Regions from separate parts of the Mus musculus genome. Here region 2 is linked to region 1. A link is a loop called in an ENCODE intact Hi-C map of the cell type or tissue named here. Cell type or tissue: gastrocnemius. All regions are shown on one strand. Links, peaks and the distances in the headings refer to the core of each region. The heading gives the core; the rest is flanking DNA. Region 1 has its middle 55 kb from the start of Nod1. Region 2 has its middle 15 kb from the start of Gm38539.

What was found. Hi-C counts contacts between places; a loop is a spot of excess contacts. Peaks named below come from ENCODE experiments on the same cell type or tissue, not always from the same donor. Only the 100,000 strongest peaks of a DNase experiment are listed, where the experiment ranks them.
Region 2: a loop joins it to region 1, with 12 times the contacts of the local background. A loop is called at or near these places in 15 of 42 quality-filtered maps.

Annotation. Positions count from the first base shown.
Region 1 is chr6:54,915,241-54,920,614 of GRCm38, forward strand. No RefSeq gene overlaps it. Among named protein-coding and RNA genes, the nearest start is that of Nod1, 55 kb to the right of the region's middle. In gastrocnemius, for the core only: a CTCF peak has its summit at 2,474 (motif pointing right); a DNase peak (open chromatin) is centred at 2,486.
Region 2 is chr6:55,014,578-55,019,951 of GRCm38, forward strand. No RefSeq gene overlaps it. Among named protein-coding and RNA genes, the nearest start is that of Gm38539, 15 kb to the left of the region's middle. In gastrocnemius, for the core only: CTCF peaks have their summits at 1,817 (motif pointing left) and 2,604 (motif pointing right); DNase peaks (open chromatin) are centred at 1,861, 2,047, 2,606 and 2,966; H3K4me3 peaks cover 975 bases; H3K27ac peaks cover 198 bases.

The DNA of each region.
Region 1 (5,374 bases), core at 185-5,184:
AGGGGGGGGGGCAGAGTGTGCAACACTTGGATTTTGCTCTGAACCTCCTGATCCTTGGCCAGCTTAGTGGTACAGTGATATGATGCATGTGGGGAGGATGCTAGTGTGGTAAAGAGGCTAACTTGGATGCCCACAGAGGAGGCTCCTGGGCTCTTGGAGGACAGGATGGTGGGAATCCAAGAAATAAGAGAAAGTACAACAGCAGCACGGGTAAGCAAACTAGCTTCTTGACTCTGTTCATGGGCTGATTTCAGGAATCAGGGGCCATGGTGGAAGTCCTACAGGGCCACTGCCTCGTGTGTTTTAGAGGGAAGCCGCTCCAATGGTGACCTCTTCTTTCATAGGAGGATCAAAAGAAAAAATAACAAAGGAGAAGTCATTGCACAGGTTAAGATGGTCTCTGGGACAGGTGAATGAAAAGAATCCACTGTTAGACCCGTGACTTGCTGAACTGAAAACTGTACCATGTATGGAAGGACCGATGGTGAGACAGACAGAGGGGTTCTGGATGTAGCGGCAAGGAGAGAACTACCAGATGTGAGGAGACAGAGCACCCTCAAATAGGGCAGCAGCACTGGGGAGACAAATACTGCCAGGGGTGGTAGGAAGCTTAGATCTGACTGTGGTCCTTTGGAACTGAAACAGAATTACAGCATATCACGTGGCTAAAATGTGCCATGGGGGAGGAGATTAGAGAAGATGTACCGGAAGTCAGTTTATGATGAAGATGTGCGAATCACTGGACTACTTGGGGCAGGCACAAGAGTTTGTTGGCTACTAATGAGTCCTCTTGGCTGGTTGTGTTGGCCTATACCTGTATTCCCAGAACCCCAGAGGCTAAGACAGAAGGATCATAAAGTTGAGCCCAGTATAGTGAGACCTTAGACCCTTCCTAGTAAGCAAGCACATCACAGTAGCAGGAATCAGAGCCTTACACGTCACCTAATGAAACACTTGATTGAACATCTAAATGCCACAGCAGGCATCTGGCCCATCCTGCGGGTTTAGTAGCTTGTGAACTTGCTTTTCCTGTACCCAGGCTGCTGGTGGTGACGTCACATGTAAGGCCAGCTGGCCACCTGTGCAGTGGAAGGAAGTCAATTTCCAGGAGTTAGCCCAGCCACTTCCTCCTTCTTGTTCCAGTCTCATCTCCCTCCTCCAGGTTCTCATATCTTTGTATTACAGGCAGGAGTCAGAGCTACAGTGTTATGAGTGGGAGAAAGAAGTGCTAGAAAGAGAACCACTTGCTGATAAACAGAAGCGAACTTCAGCCATGGATTCTGATATGGAAAGCCTCTTGTCTGTCCAGCCCATGCCCTGCTGTCTTAGTCAGGGTTTCTATTCCTGCACAAACATCATGACCAAGAAGCAAGTTGGGGAGGAAAGGGTTTATTCTTAAGCTTAAACCTCCAAACTGCTGTTCATCACTAAAGGATGTCAGGACTGGAACTCAAGCAAGTCAGGAGGCAGGAGCTGATACAAAGGCCATGGAGGGATGTTACTTGCTGGCTTGCTTCCCCTGGCTTGCTCAGCTTGCTTGCTTATAGAACCCAAGACTACCAGCCCAGAGATAATACCACCCACAAGGGGCCTTTCCCCTTGATCACTAATTGAGAAAATGCCTTACAGCTGGATCTCATGGAGGCACTTCCTCAACTGAAGCTCCTTTCTCTGTGATAACTCCAGCCTGTGTCAAGTTAACATATACAACCAGCCAGTACACCTGCTTTCCTGGATACGAGGCCCCTTTACAAAATAAAGAAGACAGTTACAGATATGGATGCTGGTTCATCCCTCAGCACTTAGCATTGCACGTGGCCTCTTGTGTCTGGGCTGTGTGAAGGGGTGGTGTTGTCTTGGCTATATACTTAAGGTTGGGAAGGGTAGCACAGGACATCTCTGCTTCTGCCTGCCCTAACTCCTGCTTCCACTGAGGCAGCACCAGAGGAAAACAGACTGATGAGGTAATGGGAGTCGCTGTTTCTGGGGCCCTAACTGCGCATGGATACTGGGTAAGAGCTTTATATTAATTTATTTAACCTGCTTGCTCAAATAACCCTACAGGAGGAGCATTATTTAACCAGCCTGCTTACAGATGGGAAACTCAACAACAGAAAAGCTAAGTCACTTGTATAAGGTCACACAGCTGCCAGAAGCCCTGGGATTTGAACCCTCAGCACTAGTGAATGACTGACCAAGTCATCTTTTAATGAGTTCTTAGCCAGTTCTCTGCGTGTATTGCTGTCTTTGACGTGATGGATAAATGGAATTAAGATAGTTTCTTTTTATTTAGCACAGTTTGCTTTGGTCTGAGTTTCATGGCTTAGCAGGTAAAAGTGCTTACAAGTGACGACTGGAGTTTGATGTCTGGAACCCAACATGCAAACCAGATGCAGTTGTATACGTCTGTAGTCCCAGTACCCTACTGTGAGATGTAGGAGAACCAAAGAGAAGCCTGTCAGTTCTCTGGCCTGAAGAGGGCAGCACAGCAGCAGAAACAAAAGAAACCCTGTCTCAAGGTGGATGGAGACCATGGAGCCTGACCTCCATATGCAAGCCATGGCATGCACATACCCACGTTCACAGGGGGAAATGCACATGTGAGCATGGGCGGGCACACACCAAGTAAATAATTTTATTTTAAGAAATGAGAGAGTGAAATAGTGCACCTGTCACCAGGGACCCGGTACAGTTGGCTCTTTGAGGTCCTCCTGTAATGAAAGTCACAGACACACACCCCATGTGACTGCAGCTCTAGAATGTACCTGCTGACTTCCATCTACCCAGTCTCCTGGCTGGAGGATGGAGGATGGAGGATGCAGTTGTTGGTTATCGCACTCTTCCTGCCCACGATGCTATCCCATGGTGCTCCCCGGACACAACGCTCACTGATGCCCTTCAGCCTGACTCCAGTGTCCTGGAATGCAGGCATCTTAATTGAAGGAGTAAACGTGAGGTTTCCTGAGAAATACTGGATGCCAAACAGACTCACTGTGCCTTTGCAGAAAAGTCCCTTTCTGCTTGGCCTGCCTGCCCGCACTTAATAGGCAAGGAGTTAGTTAGTTAGTTAGTTAGTTAGTTGCAAAGTAAACTGAAGACTTTGAACTGTGTTCTCACTTCAGCGCCACCAGTGATCAGCTGTGTGGCATTCCCTTGTCACTCTTGCCACCTGATACCAGTTTACTCTCTGGTGGAGTGAGGGTTTGGATCACGTGAGCCTGAAGTCCCAAACAGGATAAGTGTGGTCTTCCACATGTGCCCAGGTCCCATCCTGACAGTTTGCTTGCTTCATCATAAGCCTGTCCTGGCTAACAAGACAATGTGCACAATTGCATCCCTGATTCTCACTGTCCCTGTTCAAGAAGCATTTCCACTCCACGAGGCTGTGCAGGGAAGCAGTTTCCACTGGCCTGGGCTTAGACTGGGCTTCTTCGGGTCGAGTGAACCCACCCAGAGATATGACATGCCTCAGTCAAGGAAGAGTCCAACCCCTGCATACTTCCCACCATCACACGCAGGCCTCCTTACAACGGGAGCCACTCTTTGGGACTGCCAACTCCTCTTGTGGCCATTATTGCCACCACCAGTGAACAATCTTCAGACATGCACATCTGGGGCATGGGCAGTGTTTGGACAGTGTCTAGGCTGAAGGGCAGGGCCACAGAGCTTTCCTCTTCCATGGAAATGCCCTTGGTTATTATATTACACTGTTCTCTGGTTTTCTGTCTTTCTAAATCATTCCTCACACCCGTAACTTGGGTGACAATGAAATAAAATTGCATAATAGGAAGAGTTCTGCCTCGACCATCCCGCTCCAAAGAAATAACTTTAAGGATTTTCTTTTTTTGTTTGTTTGTTTTTTCGAGACAGGGTTTCTCTGTATAGCTCTGGCTGTCCTGGAACTCACTTTGTAAACCAGGCTGGCCTCGAACTCAGAAATCCGCCTGCCTCTGCCTCCCAACTGCTGGGATTAAAGGCATGCGCCACCACGCCTGGCTCTTTAAGGATTTTCAATTCTACCAAAACATTGCTATCATCACCAGCACTACAGTCAGTCTGGAAGCATGAATGTCTAATCACTAGAATGTAATTAAGCGAAAAATTAAATTAAATTAAATTCTCAAATTTGTAGAACACAACTGGTAGTTATTAAGAGCATGAGAATGTGAGAGAAATGTTTTATTAAAAAAGAACTGCAGACATAGTGTGTGTTTACACACACCTTTTAATCCCAGCATTTGGAAGGCAGAAGCAAGCAGATCTCAGTGAGGTCTATTCTACATAGTGAGTTGCAGGCCAGTCAGAGTTACATAAAAATATCTGCAGACACACAGTGTGATTGCAACAGTGAGAGGGGTGTTTGAGGGTCAGTGAGGTTCTGTGGCTAAGGACATTTTCCAACAAGCCTGGTGAGTCTTGGTGCCTACACGGTGGAAGGCAAGAACCAACTCCTAAAGTTGCTTTCTGACCTCCAGATACATACTGTGGCATGCATGCATGTACTGCTCCCCCAACCCTCTCCCACACACAAATACATTTTTTTAAAAGATTTATTTATTTATTATATGTAAGTACACTGTAGCTGTCTTCAGACACTCCAGAAGAGGGCATCAGATCTCATTACGGGTGGTTGTGAGCCACCATGTGGTTGCTGGGATTTGAACTTTGGTCCTTCGGAAGAGCAGTCGGGTGCTCTTACCCACTGAGCCATCTCACCAGCCCCATTTTTTAATTAAAGATATTTCAGCAAAGTATAAACAATCATTACAAAAAATTAAAGTAGCTGTATTATTACTGTTTTGATTTGGGTATGAAGTATACGCCCAAAGGCTTATATGTATTAGACCCCAATTGGTAGAGCTACCCACTGAGAGGTGTTCGGCTGATGAGGGTTGGAGTGGACCTGAAGCTCAGTGGACTGTTGGGAATGGTGGACACTGGGAACATGGGCCTATTGGAGGAAGTGGATCGCTGAAACCAGCCTACAAAGGGAACGCTAATGCCTCATTCCCTAACTTCTGGGTCTTTCTGCTCCATGGCTATGAGGTAAACAGCCTCTTCTGCCATACATGCCTGCTACCAGAAGCCTAGAGGTACTGATCTGATCAGCCTTGGCCTGAAACCACAGAACCATGAGCCCACATCTCTTCATTAAGCTGTACTTCTGAGGTGTTTGGTCAAAGCAATAGAAAAGGAACACGATTATATGCAGTATTTTTCAATGCTCAACATTATAAGGTTGGTTTTACAACAAAAACAAATGTGCACGGAGGAAGAGAGCAATCAAGGGAAAATCTCAAGGCATTAGACACCAACTCAAAGTAGCCAAGTAATTAAGGGGGGCTGGGACAAACCACAGCTTATTCAGCATTCT
Region 2 (5,374 bases), core at 199-5,198, 99 kb after region 1:
GTACAAAGAATGTTTCAGAGAGTTTAGTTTAAAGCACCATGGGCACTCACGTGTGAAGGACATCCATCATATACAGATGCCACTGTCTTGGTTACTGTTTAAGAGATACCATGACCAAAGCAACTCATACAAGGAAGCATTTAAATAGGGGATTGCTTACAGTTTCAGAGGGTGAGTCTGTGGTCATCATGGCAGGGCACATGGCAGCAGGTGGGCAGGCATGGCGCTGAAGCAGTAGCTGAGAGCTTATATCTTATTGGCAATTTGGATGCGGAGAGACAGCAAGACTGGGCCTGGTATGGGCTTTTGAAACCCCAAAGCTCATCACCTGCCCCATCGACAAACCTTCTCCGACAAGGCCACACCTCCCAGTAATTCCTAAAACAGTTTCATCAACTGAAGGCCAAGTGTTCTAAGGTAAGAACCTGTAGGAGCCATTCTCATTCAAACCACCAGAGAAGTCACCAGAGAAGCAAAGCAGTTGCGAAAGTAGTGAGTTATCCAGTAGTGAGGTGGGGCCTGGGAGGTGGCTCAGCTGGTGAAGTGTTTACCACACAAACGGAAGGACCTGCTCAGGTCCCCTTGTTCTGAGGATGGCTCAGATTCAGGCATGAACCACATTCCTGGCTTGGTGTTTTTGATGCAGTTATCATCCACTGGATACTGGCTTGAGATAAAGCACTTAGCATCGTTTAAGCAGCAGGACATCAGACCACTGAGGAGTTCTCACACTGGGCTGCATCATAAACACAATTTTTAAAAGCCATTTGGACCCATTTTGCATTCAGCATCCTAATTAGCCTGTACCTAGCTGGAGGACAAGTCTAGTGTCTCTTTTGTTCCCCTCTGGCATTCCCATAATTCTTTTGAGGCTCCTGTAACTTTCAGGGCTAGCATGGTTGCAGGCTATAGTTTAGTTAAGAGAAACAAACATGACCAACTGTGGTTTCAAATGCCTTTAATAGCAGCACTCTGGAACTGGTCAGCTCCAGAATTCTAATGTCTTCTAAGCAAAAATATTTGCAAATCCCTCGCAACATCAATTCTATTACTTTGACTTTCCTCTATATTCAGCTGTCCCCTCATCTGAAGCCACAGATGCTAGGAGGCAGCAGACCATGCATCTGGGTGTTAGAACCTTCCTTAGCTCTCAGTTGCCTGCATTCTACTTTCCGCTTCTATGAACTTGACCACTTTAAATACCTCATATGCTTGAGTTGGGGTTTCTATTGCTTTGATGAATCACCAGGACCAAAAGCAACTTGGGGAGAAAAGGGTTTATTTTGCTCACACTACCAGGTCACACCCCATCACAGAGGGAAGCCAAGACAGGAAACTCAGGCTGGGCAGAAACCTGGGGGGGCAGGAGCTGATGCACAGGCCTTGGAGGAGTCCTGCTTACAGGCTTGCCCCTCATGTTTTGTTCAACCTGCTTTCTTATTGAACCCAAGACCATCAGCTCAGGGGTAGTGCCACCCACAGGGAGCTGGCCCTCTCACCTCAATCACTAAGAAACTGCCCCACAGGCTTGCCTGCAGCCTGATTTTACAGAGGCATTTTCTCAATCAAGTCTCCCTCCTCTCAGATGACTCTAGCTGTCAAATTGACCTTAAACTAGCCAGCATACCATGTAAATGAAATTATGTGATGATTGTCTTTTTGTATGTGATTTATGTCACTTGGCATATGTCCTCAAGGCTCCTTCTGTGTATTTGTGTAACAACATTCACTTCCTCTTTGTGTCTGAATAATAATCCACTTAGCGCATGCATATTCCCTGTTCTTCAGCAAGAAGGCGCACTTGGAGGCTGCCACCTGCTGGCTCTCGTGACTAGAGCTTCCATAAAGTAGGGAGCTGTGTTAGGCACAACCTCAGATTAAGGTGGGCCGGCTACATTGCACAAGATCAAAGCAAGCTGTGTAGACTGCAAGCCACTCCCACCCATGCTCCTCCCCTGGCGTTCTCAGGATGGAGGGAGGGAATTTACCAGAGCTCCTACTTAGTTGCTTTTTTTCACCTTGATCCCAAATCAGCAGCCTGCATTTCAGCAAAGGGCATGGGGCCAGCCCCATCTCAGGTCCCAGCAGGCGTGGGATGTCAAACAACACCCCTCTCCACTCTCAAGAGCCCTGTGATGCTGTCCTTTAAGTCCTGCAGACAGCTAGATGAAGTTTAGTCATCATCTGAAGCACTGTAGGATGGGAAGTCAGGGGTAAGCTCATTGTAACAAAGGAAATATGCATACAAGGAAACATGCCAAAAGACCTTGAGAAGATTTGGGTTAGGTGAAGCGGGGGAGGTGGGGGGATTCAGAGCTCCAGGCCAGCCTGAGCTACATAGATAGCAAGACCCTGTATCAAAAACCAAACAACGGTGGCAGCAACAAAGGGGGAGAATATGCGACACATGGAGTGTGGTAGAGTGCGTTCCTGGCATGCCAGGGCCCCTAGATTCAATTCCTAGTGCTGCCCAAATGAATACCGGGAAATACACACCATGTAAGCCTTTCCACTTTCTTTTCCTTTCATTTCTTCCCTCGCCTAGGAGTATCCCTGGCAGCCAGTCATGCTGAACCATGTTAGACAACATTATTTCCACTAGGGGGCAGCGCTACACTGGCAAGCACAGGCATTCTCTCCTGCCACAGCTTTCCCTTCTCGCTTTACATCTCTGTTAGAGAATTGGCAGAGACCAGGTTCGCTCGGGTTGTTGTTGCTTGCTTGGTTTAGTTTGTTTTGTTTTTGAGGATACAGCTCTTTCAGCCCTTATCGGTCCATAGTATCCCACCATCTCCTGAAGATGAAGTCTGAGCTCTGGGACCATGTGATCACGGATCTGTCTTTCTAGAAAGTAACAGAGCTTCTGTCCCTTCTCAACTGTGGGCTGCCTCAGACTTTGAGAATAAGAGATTTGGGGTGATTCTGATCGATGCCACTTGTTGACTCAATACATCTCTCACCTGCAAAGCCAGGGCTGTGGTGGCCCCACGGCGTGGGGTGTGGATGGAATGAGTCCACCACAGGCCTTACCACACAGATATGCAAAGCCAAAGTCAGTTCTTAGAGATCAGCTGACTAATAAATAGTCTCTGCTGGTCTCCAGGCTTCTCCAGTTCTCTGGCCAAGAATAAACGTTACATTTTTAGTGCTCATCTCATAACCGTATTATAGCCATAGGCAGAGAGGTGGTTATTTCTCGTGACAGAAGGGGAAGCTGTTTTAAATTTCCTAAACTTCCCGATTCTCCCCAGCATGCAGGTTTTGTTTTGTAGTGCTGGGGATCAAGCTTCCTGCTCTAGCACTGAGCCGCGCAGATCTAAGCACTGGGGATCGCAACTCTTGACAATTTCCCTAAACATCCAAATGCTTTCACCCTTGTTCAGCGAGGTGCCAAAGCTGAGTGGTAGCCTAGCTATTTTAGGATCTTTAAACATGAAACATGTCCCTTGATACAGAGTAGGTAGTCAGTATTCATTTCCTAAAGAGACTTACAAATTTAGCTGCTTCGGCTTCGGATCTCAGTGTATTTTCTCAAGTTTTCTCTTCCCTTCCCTACCTCTTAAGGAGTGATCTTGCTAAGGAGTTAACTGAGCCCTCTCCCTGCTGAATTCCTCCTGGTTGGTTTTGGGCGCGTTTGAGAGCGCCCTTCACCAGAGTGCCCAGAACTCCTGACCAGAAGAACTGAAGTGGGTTCTTGAGTTGAGGTCAAATCTTTCCAGCAGTTAAGTGAAAACGCAATGCCCAGGACCACCTGGGTGGCCCAAGGCGATGCTAAAAGGAACTCAAAGCGCATCTCATGAAGTGGAAGGATGTTAGTTCTCCGTGGGCCTTGAGTGAGCTCTCCTGGGGGTGACGTGAGCAACTGTCTAAGCCTGCAAGACCTCATGCTCTGCCTCTCCCTTACGAGCTCTGTGGCCCCCAAGGCAGTGCATTGCCTTCTGGACCCTCCCTCTCCTCCTTAGCTCCTCCCTCTCCTCCTGAGCCTCTACACCTGAGCCCTCCCTCTCCTCCTGACCCTCCCTCCTGAGCCCTCCTTCTCCTGAGCCCTCCCTCTCCTCCTTAGCTCCTCCCTCTCCTCCTGACCCTCCCTCCTGAGCCCTCCTTCTCCTGAGCCCTCCCTCTCCTCCTTAGCTCCTCCTGAGCCCTCCCTCTCCCCTGAGCCCTCCCTCTCCCCCTGACCCTCCCTCCTGAGGGTGATTGCTATTGTTTGGCTCCTGTGTTCAACCCTTCAAGACCAAGGAGGATGGGCCAAGCATGACATACCTGGGGTTTCTTCCACAAAAACAAAAACCAAACCCAAACAAGTAGCATCAGCCCTGAGCAGCTGATATGGCTTAGTTCTTCCCTTGGGCTGATGTCGTCGCCACCATCACCACCATCATCATCACCACCACCATCATCATCGCCATCATCATACAGTACCAGGACTTCATGTGTGCAGGCAAGCACCAGCACTGAGTATCCTCGTGAGAATACTTTCTTTTCAGGGAACTTGAATCTGAATGGGAATCCAGGGACGGTTGCAGCCAGGCCCCTGAGGTAGAGTCCCCAAAGTGCCTGACCTTCCCAGAACCTAACCAGTTCCTCCCTTGACTCTGTAATATACCCTAGATTCCTCACGACTCAAGCTGTCCAATCATCTAGATTCCTATCTAGGTCCTCAACATGTCTAGGCCACACTGGGGTCCAGAGCTCAGGGACAGGGGAACAAGGGTTGCTCTGTGATTGCTGAGTGTTTCAGGATATATAGAAGGTACAGGGAGGGAGAAAAGCAGGCAGTTCACCTGTGTTCAGTCAGGTGGGTCTCCTTCCATCCCTGAAGCCTGAGATTTCAGTAATTATGATGGCAAAGCTGGGCACTGCCCCCTTAGGCCTCTGTTCCTAAGCAACTAAGCCCTAACAGGAATGTAGGATGGGGTCCTCTCAGCCATGTTGGGGTGGGATGAGATTTTCTCTGCTACTGCCTGTCACCCCTAGCCCCTCTGTCCAGACTACTCAAACTTGGAGTCTACACTTGGCATCCACACTGCTTTCTGCCCTTAGGAACCATAAATGCCCCTCCCCCTCCTCATTTAGGCTACAGATGAACACATAAATGAGAATCAAATTCTTCAACTCTCATTTATAGGGCAGTTTGGATGCTCGTGATGGCTTGAATATGCTCAGCCCAGGGAGTGGCACTATTAGAGGATGTGGCCCTGTTGGAGTAGGTGTGTCACTGTGGCTGTAAGACCCTCATCCTAGCTGCCTGGAAGCCAGTATTTGCTAGCAGCCTTAAGATGAAGATGTAGGGGCTGGAGAGATGGCTCAACGGTTAAGAGCACTGACTGTTCTTCCAAAGGTCCCGAGTTCAAATCCCAGCAACCACATGGTG